Regions from separate parts of the Homo sapiens genome. Here region 1 is linked to region 2. The links are chromatin contacts, found by Hi-C or POLR2A ChIA-PET in ENCODE. All regions are on one chromosome and are shown on one strand. Each heading gives the region's core, a stretch centred on a gene start or an enhancer-like site at or near the end of the contact. The rest is flanking DNA. Distances are from core to core; before and after follow the strand shown. Region 1 holds the start of BUB3 (BUB3 mitotic checkpoint protein). Region 2 overlaps FAM24B (family with sequence similarity 24 member B).

Region 1 (5,858 bases), core at 2,391-4,890, 300 kb before region 2:
AGCATTTCTATGTAGTTGGATTTATAAAACCAACTGTCAACCTTTTTTCCCCCCATGTTGACTTTTCACCTTTAAATTCAACAAGCATAGTCAACAATCATGCACCAAGACAAAAATCACCCCAAAACCATCAACTCCTGCAATGAATATAAAGAGCCTACCTTTTCAGGCTGAGAGAAGGTCCCAGCATTACAAGGAGTTCTGGGATCCCACAGTTTAACTGTCTGATCCCAACTTCCAGTGACCATCACATTCACTTCTGGACAGTATTCAACACATCTGATAGGGGCATCATGGGTCCCAACAAGATTTTCTATAGAGAAAAAAAAAGGGGAAAAAACCCCAACATCTAGCTTACTACCTTTACTAAAGATTCCTAAAATAAACAATTAAAAGAAACATTCATTCAACTGTAATGAATTTGCCTCATCCAACCCCATGGAAATGTCTACTACAGACAGAAAAATCTCTCCATGACTACAAAGTTATCCGTTCCTCTCTGTTCACCTTACAGTGCACACTTCACATGACTCACTAGTATTGCACATACCAAAGGCTGTCTTGAATTTCAGATTACATTAACATAGTGGCATGTCTGTTATCTTCCTCACTTGATTCTAGATTTCCTATCAGGAACTGCGTTTACCTCTGTGATCTCTGCCCGTATCTAGTGCAAGGTCTGGTACAGGCTAGGTGCTCAAGAAATATCTGTTGAATAAACAAATGAATGGAGAACTCTGGTCTTCTGGATCAACAACATTTATGTTGAACATTAAGCCAATGCTGCTAAGAAACTTATTTACATGGCTAAAGGGTTATGAGAACTGGGAGTGAAGTCCTCTCATTACTGCACTTGGTTCCACTGTGGTTCAAATTTTCAATAGACATTTTCTTTTCAATTTGAACCTTCTCACTATATCTCATTTATTCCTTCAACTAACATCTACTATGTACCAGAATCTGTGCCAACTGCTAAGGATATAGGAATGAACAATATATGGTCCTGACCTGCAAACAGTAAGATTAGCCCCAGCATTTTGGGAGGCCAAGGTGGGCGGATCACGAGATCAGGAGTTCAAGACCATCCTGGACAACACAGTGAAACCCCGCCTCTACTAAAAAATACAAAAATTAGCCGAGCATGGTGGCGCACACCTGTAGTCCCAGCTACTCGGGAGGCTGAGGCAGAATTGCCTGAATGCGGGTGGCGGAGGCTGTGGTGAGCCAAGATCACACCACTGCACTCCAGCCTGGTCAACAGAGTGAGACTCTAGCTCAAAAAAAAAAACAAGAAAGAAAAAGAAAGGATTTCATGAAGTTTGGCAGTGACTTTCATAGAATAAACAGCTAATTCTCTATGTAACACTGAAAATCGAGACGTTTGCTTTTCAGTGTTTCTCCCTACCCCTACAAGTTTCTGAACAAATAGAACCTAGACTTACAAGCTTACTTATTACACAGGGTAAGCTACTGGCAAACAAAACCCAATACCTGCAGTATAAGTTACAGAAGAAGTAGCTTTCATGCAAAAGCCTCTTCTAATTGGGTGCTTAGTTTTTTGACAAAATGTGGCCATCCTCCATCCATTCTCCTGTTGCTCAACTCATCTTCTCTCTAGTCATATCTCTGTACCCTCCTATCTCCTTAGAATACCTATGTCTGATGAATACACATGCAAACAAATGTTCAGCTAGAGAGCTCTATGCATTTGGGCTCCAGTCCAATCTCTAACACTGTGCCAATGTCACCAAAAAAATTTGAGTAAGTCATTTCATATCTGGATCTCTAAGAAATTACTTAACCGAAAGGAAATGTATCATCTAGTTACTCATTCAAAAAATGCAACGGAAACATATTTTGCTAAATACCTAAAACAAACACAATTAATATAGACATGATTGCCTATTTTTTGTCAGGTTTTAAATCTACCTTTAGCTTCTGAAAACTAAATTAGCTTCTAAAAACTGAACTCTCAAAACATCAGCATTGTAGTGGAAAATCCTAATGAAACGCTGGCCAGTCTGGGATCCAGCCCACTTCTAAGGACAAAATAAAGGCCAAATACTTGAGTGTCAATTTATGTAAACACTGACAATGGCGACCATAACTGGCTTTACTGCAAAAATACATGCATAATATTCTGTAATCAGTAACTTAATGGTTATCATTTAAATTAAAAAAATCCTAAATTCAAGCCACCTGTACTTAAGCAACTTAGTAACTAAGCAATTTAGGAACCACTCTTCCTACATAAACATTTATACTTAAGAACACTAGCCAAGAAAACAAACTGGTAAAGATATGGTCACATTACCTTGATCAGTGTTCAAATCATGCATTTTCAATTGATGATCTAGTCCTCCACTCCAGGCATGCGTTGGATCCTATAAAATAGTTTTGAACCGTTTAAAAACTAGAACTTTTGAAAGGGTTTCAACATTCTTATTTCTACAAGCAAGTGTTCAGTTTATGCTCGGGATATGCACTGGGCTCAACTATTCATGGTAAACAAACCAAAAAACAGCATAAAAAAGCAAGTGGTCACTAAACTCCTGTGTCTGGAAATTAAAGGAGGGCTGCTTTATCCTAGCCAACACGCTAGCTGAGGGTAAACATACATTTCCCCTAAACGGTTCCTTTCAATACGGCAGCCAAAACAGTATTGTTGCAAATATAATGATCGTATTTTCAGAAAGTTTAGAGTTACTCCACAAGCGTGTAACAGAAAAGGGGAGACGGAGTTTCCAATGTCTGCATGTCTCCAACCCAAAACGGTACAGGTTCAAGGCAGATGCTCCTGAAAAGCTAAAGAACTGTCCAAATAACCCCACCGACAGACGCCTCTACCCAACACTGGAAAAGAAACGCTCCTCACGTGGAGAATCGTTAACACAGTAAGAGGGCAGGAGCAGGGCGGGAGGGCACCTACGTAGAAGGCGCAGTCCAGGACGGCGCCGGTGTGCTGGTACTTGAGCCGCATGGAGTTGGCCGGCACATCGTAGAGACGCACGGACGTGTCCCAGGAGGAGACAAGCAGGAACTGGGAGGTGTTGGGGCTGAACTTCACGGAGGAGATGCCATCCTCGGGTGGCTGGTTCAGCTTGAACTCGTTAGAACCGGTCATCTGCAGAACAGGCGCCCAGAGTCCCCAGGGGTCCCGCGGGCTGGGGCTGCGCACTGACAGCCTGGCACTGGGGGTCCCCCCAGAGGGAGGGGCCGAGAGGACGACCGCGAGGAGACTCTGCGCTTGCGCCTGCGCCGAGCACTCGCCCGCCAAGGTCCGGACTCGCCCCATCATCCGGCCCCCGCCGCGCCCAAACCGGCCCAGCCCGCACCGCCGTCCCCCTAAACCCAGCCCGGCCCACAGCGATGCCCGGACCCCAGACTGTTCCCTTTCCCCTCTCCCGGGGTCCCGTCGCCCCGGGCACTCCTAAAAATAAAGGGAAAACAACAGAAACGAAACGGGATCCCCTGCGAATCGAACGGCCCTGCCAGTTGCGGACCCGGGAAGTCCCTGGAGAGCCCGCTCCCGCACACCGTCGCCTCGCCTCCCTACCTTGGGCTCCCCTCAGAAGCAACGTTTCCACTACTCGCCACTCGCTGCGGCCGCCGCCGCCTCCTTGCTTCCCTCAGAACACTCGCAGGCTAGGCGAAGGAGGCGGAGAGGAAGCTCCAGTGTAGACCTGCCATTGGCTGATTTCAAACGCCAACGTCTCAGTCTAGGGGGCCGATTGGTCCGCTCAGCTGCCCAGCATCGGTCAACCCAGTCATCCTGTTCCGGCTCAAAGGGAAACCGCTGCTTTTCCGATCACGTGGGCTCATTTTACCACCGCGCTGGGGCATCAGCGTTCGAGCTGGACGCGTGGAAACTACACCTCCCAAGGAGCATCGCGCCAAGGCTCTGTTCATGCCCTCTCCCGCCTGCGTATGGCATTCTGGGAAATGTAGTTTTCTAGGGGCTGACGCTCTGCCCGCCCTCTTCATAGAAAGCGGGAAAGATCTTTACAGCTCTGTCCATGGCGCCCTCCCCTTGAAGTTAGTCTCTGAAACACAAGAATCCCATTTTGGGCAATACTTATATAGTCCTAAAGTTGTCTCCCTATCCCTGGGCGTGCACACGCCCGTGAAGCTAACCAAAAGTTGATGTAGAGGAGGAAATATTTGCTCTATCAACTGCATTATTTTGCCTTGATTTTTTTTTTCTCATTTCTTGGGAATTTCCACCTATAAACCAGGGTCTCCCATTTCCCATTGTCTCAAGTTCTGCTGAAGAAACCCATTCATATTTATATTATGCTTTATCTCTCCACCCCATCTTTCCACAAACATTTATTGAGCCTCCACTGGCGCCAGGCCTGGTGAGAGGCTCTGGAAAGATGCATGTAATCAGACCAGCCTTTGCCCTTCAGGAACCCCCCTTCAGAAGGGTGAACAGCCTGGGAGACAGTACTCTGCAATGTGTTAAAGCTCCCACCACTTCTTTTAGAGCTCTTTTTTGAAGGGTCCTGAAACGACAGCTACAAGCCTCTCCCCTTCCACTCTGTCCTGCCACTCCCCAAAGTTGCAGGCTCAGTGTGCTCCATTTGCTGTTTTCTAGAATCCTCTAGAAATGAGGATCAAGAAGGTTGCTTGAGTATGAGAAATTATTTTATCTCCATGAAAGAAAAGCAATACTTAATCAGTAGAATGAAGTGACTGAGTTATTCTTGAATGTCAAAGGCTCACTGAAAAATTTCAATTTAATCCATGCTTTAACCGCTTTTTCACTGCCTTTTGTAAAAGAAAAATATATATCGTTTTATTTGATTTTGTGTGAAGTGAGAGAAAATTGTGGGGTTAAAGTGATTAACTTTTAAGGGACATTAATGAGAAAGTGTTGATGATCTTTATGCATTCACACACCCTGAATTGGATGCACCTCTTTCTGTGATTCCTGACACAAGAAACACACATACAACAACAACCTTTCTGCCTACTGCATTGATGACATTACTGCTGAAAGACTCTTGCCCTCCTTCCTTGCCAGTCCTGGTACTTGGTTCTCTATCTCTTCTCTTTCCACAAGTTAATGGCTGAATTCAAAATTTTGAAATGCAGTTCCTTACTTCCATTCTAACTTTAGCTAAATAATTTTACCTCCTGACTTATCTGGTTCCTTCTCCCAGTTGTTTATTTAATTATATTATTGTTCCAAGATTCTGAGCATGAATTACCCACTAATAAAATCTAAGTGTATTTCATTATCCAGTGTGTGTATGATTCAGGTCCCTCTGGGCATGCAGTTGCAGCCCGACTCGATTTGAGTTTTAAGAAACGTCAATCTTTTAAATCCAGTTTAGAGGCTGAAAGGAGGCTGATGATTTTGCTGATTATTCAAATGAATTGATAGTCTTGAGACAGGAAATCTGGCAACAATGGAGTCCTGAACATTTAAATCCAAATGCAAAGTTGTGTGTGTGTGTGTGTGTGTGTGTGTGTGTGTGTGTGTGTGTAAAACCTAGTTACCTGTGAGAGAGGAATTCCTAAGAACTAATTATACTGTTGGATCACGGTTGACAGCTAGTTTCTGGATTAGTAAAAAGAATGAAATATACACATCATGACAAACTGGAAAAGGATCATTCCCTAAAATTTTAAGGGCACAAATCACTGTCATTAAGTGACTGAAATGGCTATAAGAAACCACTTCCTATAAGGGAAACCTACAGAGGATACAGTGACCCAATACTGTTAAAACCATGATCTCTTGTAAAAACTGTAATCTATTGAAATGCAAACAAAAATGATATGGATGGAATATTCCTATAGAAGCAGTTCTTTGGACGCAGTTTGGTTTTTTCGTGGAATATTCCAAGAAC
Region 2 (5,236 bases), core at 238-2,737:
CCTATTCATCATCCAGGAAGACATCAGTTACCATGTAAGTGTTCTTACCAGTTGCTGGCTCTGGCAATGGCTTCTGCTCCTAAGCTGGGATTCTCTGTATTCACCTCTCTCTTTAGTTTTGGGGGTGGCTGTTTGCCCTGTGACTTCAATTTTCTGGTTGACTTAAGAGTTGTTGATTCAGCTTTTATTCAGCCACTTTATTCAGCTTTTTACTTGTTGTGAGGATGGGAATGATGACTCCCAAGCCCTTCACATGTTTGTGCAGAAACCAGAAGTCCTGTGTTCACTTTTACCCATTTTTTTTTCTTTCTGTATTGCAGTTTGGATAATCTCAACTATCTTCAAGTTCACTGATTCTTCTGTCAATCCCAATCTGCTATGAAAGCCCTTCTAGTGAATTTTTCATTTCAGTTATTGTAGTTTCCAATGACATAATTTCTATTTGGTTATTTTGATAATTTTTATCTTTATTGGTATTTTTTATGATGAGACATTATTCTCATATTTTCCTTTAGTTTTTTGGACATGGATTCCTTTGAACATATTTAAAAGACTTTAAAAGTATTTTCTAGTAGGGCCAATGTCTGGGCTTCTTCCAGAAACAGTTTTTATTTATTGCTCCCCCACTCCTTTATGGGCCATACTTTCTTATAGGCTTTTTTGAAAACTGGACATTTAAAATAATATAACATAGCATCTCTGGGAATCAGACTCTTAACTAAAACTTTTCTCTGAGGGAAACAAAGCCTGAAAAGGGGAGATTGAGTATTCCATGGCTTAAGAGAGTATTTAGGCATATCTACTTCCATTGGTGCTAAAATATATCTGGAAGTGGAATGGAATTCAGAACTCCATGAAAGAGAGCTGGTGTCCAGAGCGTTGATGTCACACAGCGTGTGTCCTGATTGGCACAGAAGTTGGAACTAGATTGTGGATATCCATTCTGCTAGCTCTGCTGGAAGACTGCTTCTAAAAGCAAGCTCTTCAACTTTGGATGTTAATCATTAGAATTTTCTTTCTCAAATTAAAGGTTTGAGAAATTCGTGATGAGATGTCCTGTTCCCTAAAGTTTACTTTGATTGTAATTTTTTTTTACTGTTGGCTTTCATCCAGCCATGAGGAGTTAGAAGGTGGTAAGTATGCTTTGGCAATCAGATTGTTTATTCTTCTCCCCTGACTCACTTTTTCCCAGTTTCAGAAAGTTAAACTAATTTATTATCTCAAATTGGATTTCTTGGGAGAATTTAAGATTTAGGAGGAAAAATGCCAGTTGTCAGAGGAAGAATTGTAAAGTTCTTTTCCTAAAACATGCATCATTTACAAAATGGATTTGCATATTCTCAGTATTGTTGGGACAGTAACATTTGGAAACAGTCATTTCCACAGAAGAGCTTTGAGCCTGATATCCAGTGGGGGGTCATTTCTGACTCTGAAAATGAGTATAGCTCAGGAGGCCCAGGTGCTGGGGAGTGACGCCATCAGCTCCACTGCAGGCCTGCTTGTTATTTCCAGCCGCATATCACACCTGTGAAAGGGAAAGATTCTTCCCACTGTTTGTCCTTCTGATAGCCTTCTCTCTGGACTTTGCATTTCCATTCCTTTTCATTGACAAACTGACTTTTTTTATTTCTTTTTTTCCATCTCTGGGCCAGCTTGGGATCCTAGGCCGCCCTGGGAAGACATTTGTGTTTTACACACATAAGGATCTGTGTTTGGGGTTTCTTCTTCCTCCCCTGACATTGGCATTGCTTAGTGGTTGTGTGGGGAGGGAGACCACGTGGGCTCAGTGCTTGCTTGCACTTATCTGCCTAGGTACATCGAAGTCTTTTGACCTCCATACAGTGATTATGCCTGTCATCGCTGGTGGTATCCTGGCGGCCTTGCTCCTGCTGATAGTTGTCGTGCTCTGTCTTTACTTCAAAATACACAACGCGCTAAAGTGAGTCACAAGTTCAAAATAAACAACGTACTAAAGTGAGTCACATGGGGAAAAGGGGATAGCACTTCCTCAGTGGGATACCTGGGCTTCCTGTTGGAGCAAGGTCATTCCTTGCTGCTGTGGCCATACCCTGGGTGAAGTCAAGAAGAACAGGCAGCTTTGTAAAAGCAAAGACAGCTGAGTGTAGAATCTTATTTTTTTTCTTCCTGGCTGGGGTTGGTAGAATGTTCTCAGCTTTGGCCTGTGAGTGTCAGCGCTGCTTGGCTGTCACTGGACCTCACTAAGTTTACCATCAGGTGTTTAATTCAGCACCTTGGCCAAGACTCCCTCTGTCCTGGGCACTGTAGGCTGCAGATTCTGTGGGGGAGGCTGCATGAACGAGCTCTGCCTTGTGCTCATGTGGAGGACGGGCTGGATTGATCTCTTCTTGCCTGAATTGGGAGCTCTCAGGATATTCCTCCATTTGTTTCTGGAGGCCTTGGGGAAAATGACTGGGGCTCTAGATCTCAGGGACAGCTGAACCGTGTGAAAAACCTGGGGAACAGTGGACAAGGGAGGGTAGGTCAGATAAGATTGCATTTTGGGGAGAAGACCCTTTAAGTACCAGAGAGATTGGTTGTCAGATGCAATTGTGTCCCCATTCTAAGGAGTTCACAATGGCACATCCCGGAGCCTGGGACACAGCCAAATGCAGCACCTTCCCATCATTCCTGCATCTCGGGGGCCTGCAGTGACCAGTTGGGTGACCTTGCTTGCAAAATCACTCACTCTTGCTTTTGTAACCTCAGTTTACATTTATAGCAATCATAGAAGAGGAAAGGATTCGAGAGGAACTTGGGATGGGGGAGAGAGCTTTAATGTAGGGCTGGTGTTCATGTTTGACTGGCTTCAGCACTAAACTCCCCAGATACCCCCCAACAGTTCTAACAAAAGGGCTGAGAAGAAAAATTCTAAGCCTGTGCTTTGTGTGTGTCTTTTCTCAAGAGCTGCAAAGGAACCTGAAGCTGTGGCTGTAAAAAATCACAACCCAGACAAGGTGTGGTGGGCCAAGAACAGCCAGGCCAAAACCATTGCCACGGAGTCTTGTCCTGCCCTGCAGTGCTGTGAAGGATATAGAATGTGTGCCAGTTTTGATTCCCTGCCACCTTGCTGTTGCGACATAAATGAGGGCCTCTGAGTTAGGAAAGGTGGGCACAAAAATCTTCATGAGCAATACTTCTTAGTAGATTGTTTTGTTATTCAAATCAAGTTCTAGTGTTTTTATGTGAGATTATATAATTTACAGTGTTGTTTTATATACTTTTGAATAAATGTACACTATTAAAAATAATCCTCTTTGCTGCCAATATTTTTTGATTGTTGATTATAAACATCCTTTGTTTAAATATATTTATTACTCACTTTGGAATGTGGGGGGGGATTAGCTTGTAGCATTGCAATAGAAGAAAGAGAATTGGAATAAAAGTGTCCAGCACATCTCCCACCCGAGAAGGAAAATGCACACTGTTCTTAGGACACTTCCAATTTCAGCCCAGCTGATCTTGTCCAGCTGGAGTCGCTCGTTTAGCTCTCGTGAGGGCTTGGATGGTTGACATCCACCGCAGAAAATGGTGTCATGTCCTGATACCTGTCCTGTTGTCCTGTCCATTTATCCAAGACAGTGAGAGGAGCCAGGCAGGACCTCCCTGTGTTAAAGTTGTCTGACCTGTGTAAGATAGGCCTGAGCTCAGTGACCTCAAAAGGACCTTTTGAAAACCAGTTTCTTCCTACTGCAATCCCCAAATCTCCAGAGCATGTGGCTCCTGCGTGGATTACGGTAACAGTGATGTGTGTTGATCCAGCCATCAACATCTTCAACTGTAACACGAACCACCAGCCAAAGGCCAAAGCCCAGACTCCCTGACCACAACAGCAGGTGGCAGGAAGCACTCCTCCCCACTTTACTCCCAGCTGCCTTCTGTTCCAGCTCCTGCCCCTGAGCCTCCTGGAACCCCTTTCTAAGCATGATTCCCTATCTGTAACCGCCATGTCCACTCCTCTCATGAACTAAACCCTTGCTTGTGACCATCACATGTATACTGAATGTAAAGAATTATTAGCTAGTAACAGGTGGTAATCTACTAAAAGGGGGTAAAAAGGAAAACAGAAGTCGCAAATGAAGGAAACAGCTGTGACAGCTAGGCACAGAAACAGGCCAGATGTGGGTGGAGGAGCTGCCTGTAGACGCCGAGCACCTCCTGGAGGCTGAGCCTCCAGCCCCAGCATGCTTGGGAAGAGGCCAAGTCAGGGCAGCCTCCAGCTGGAGGTCACCTGTCCCCCTTAAGTTTCCGGGCACTGTCTCTGTCCCCTGCCTTTGATTTTCTCTTGTCACCAGCCAGCTCTGACAGATGGAGCACATACAAATCCCCTCTTACCCCACCCAGTGGGTGGCCCAGTGCCTGGATCCAGGACGCCTGTGCCAGGGCCTCCCCATGTGGGTGACTATACCTGGTGCAGGTATTGCGGGGGCCGTGAGGGAGGTGGGACAAAGGTCTTCAGGACACCCCCATTAGCAGGAGGACAGAGCACCGCACATGGGCTTTAGAGCCCTATGGAGCCGGTTCCCATCCCAATTCGGCCTTCACCAGGGGAAGTCCCTTGACTCATCTGAGCCTCTGTGTCCTTGATGTGAAGTGCGGACTTGCACAGGTGACAGAGAAGAAGCAATGAGATGATGCAGGGTGACCCCACAGCACCCCGTGGTCCCCAGGAAGTTGCCAGAGGCCTGAAGGGGGCTTCTCTCCTGACTGGATCTGGAAGCCTGGGTCCTTTGCCAGGGCCACCTAACAGAGTGTGGCCATGAAACTCTCGCACTCAGTGGAGATGGATTAGGGATGTTGGAGATCCCAGCCATGGGTGACAAAGAGGGGTTCAGAGGGAAAGCCCAGGGTGGGAGTGGGTATCCATGGACACAGCTGCAAGCGCTTAGTAACCAGAAGGGTCCCCCATCTCAAACACCTGTGGCCTGCTAACTCACCCCAGGACACCCAGTCCTGCCTCATCCACAGCCAGCCCGGGCAGATAGGAATGGAGCAGAGCAAGGCAGGGGCCTTGGGGTATGTCCAAGCTCCTCCTGAGCATCCCAGGTGCTGCCTTTCCCCTGCAAGGGTCCAACGAGGAATGGATCCCCTGGGTCACAACGTAGGACTGTGCTCTCCCTAGGGAGGCCTCCTGGGCTGCAGCACAGTCAGAACAACACAGAGGGGCTGACGGTAGCCAGAGGGTTTCACCCTAGGAGACTTAGCCTACACGAGCGTC

Evidence for each region. Hi-C counts contacts between places; a loop is a spot of excess contacts on that map. ChIA-PET counts read pairs that join two places held with the same protein, here RNA polymerase II (POLR2A). Pooled maps may share reads with other maps.
Region 1: a loop to region 2 is called in a map of endothelial cell of umbilical vein, with 4 times the contacts of the local background. The contact joins the promoter of BUB3 here to the enhancer-like site in region 2. A Hi-C loop is called at or near these places in 2 of 168 maps with a recorded cell type or tissue (IMR-90 and endothelial cell of umbilical vein) and 2 of 50 pooled maps. POLR2A ChIA-PET finds 5 or more read pairs at or near these places in 1 of 52 experiments (activated CD4-positive, alpha-beta T cell).

What each region holds. Positions count from the first base shown.
Region 1 is chr10:123,152,184-123,158,041 of GRCh38, reverse strand. BUB3 (BUB3 mitotic checkpoint protein) reads right to left here and starts at 3,640. Exons shown (of 8, transcript NM_004725.4): 1 at 3,557-3,640; 2 at 2,930-3,124; 3 at 2,315-2,384; 4 at 162-313. The coding sequence starts at 3,124. RefSeq lists enhancers at 2,990-3,059, 3,790-3,949, 3,786-3,955, 3,675-3,969 and a cis regulatory region at 3,870.
Region 2 is chr10:122,847,127-122,852,362 of GRCh38, reverse strand. FAM24B (family with sequence similarity 24 member B) reads left to right here. Exons shown (of 4, transcript NM_152644.3): 3 at 1,813-1,939; 4 at 2,924-3,285. The coding sequence starts at 1,848. The coding sequence ends at 3,116. All of the region lies in intron 2 of FAM24B-CUZD1 (FAM24B-CUZD1 readthrough), which reads left to right. Among named protein-coding and RNA genes, the nearest start is that of CUZD1, 3.9 kb to the right of the region's middle. RefSeq lists an enhancer at 4,769-5,236. Within about 2 kb of position 1,487, at least 4 of the 41 ENCODE cell types and tissues checked have a DNase peak (open chromatin) inside an H3K27ac peak, as active enhancers do; they include endothelial cell of umbilical vein, where a contact is called at or near this core.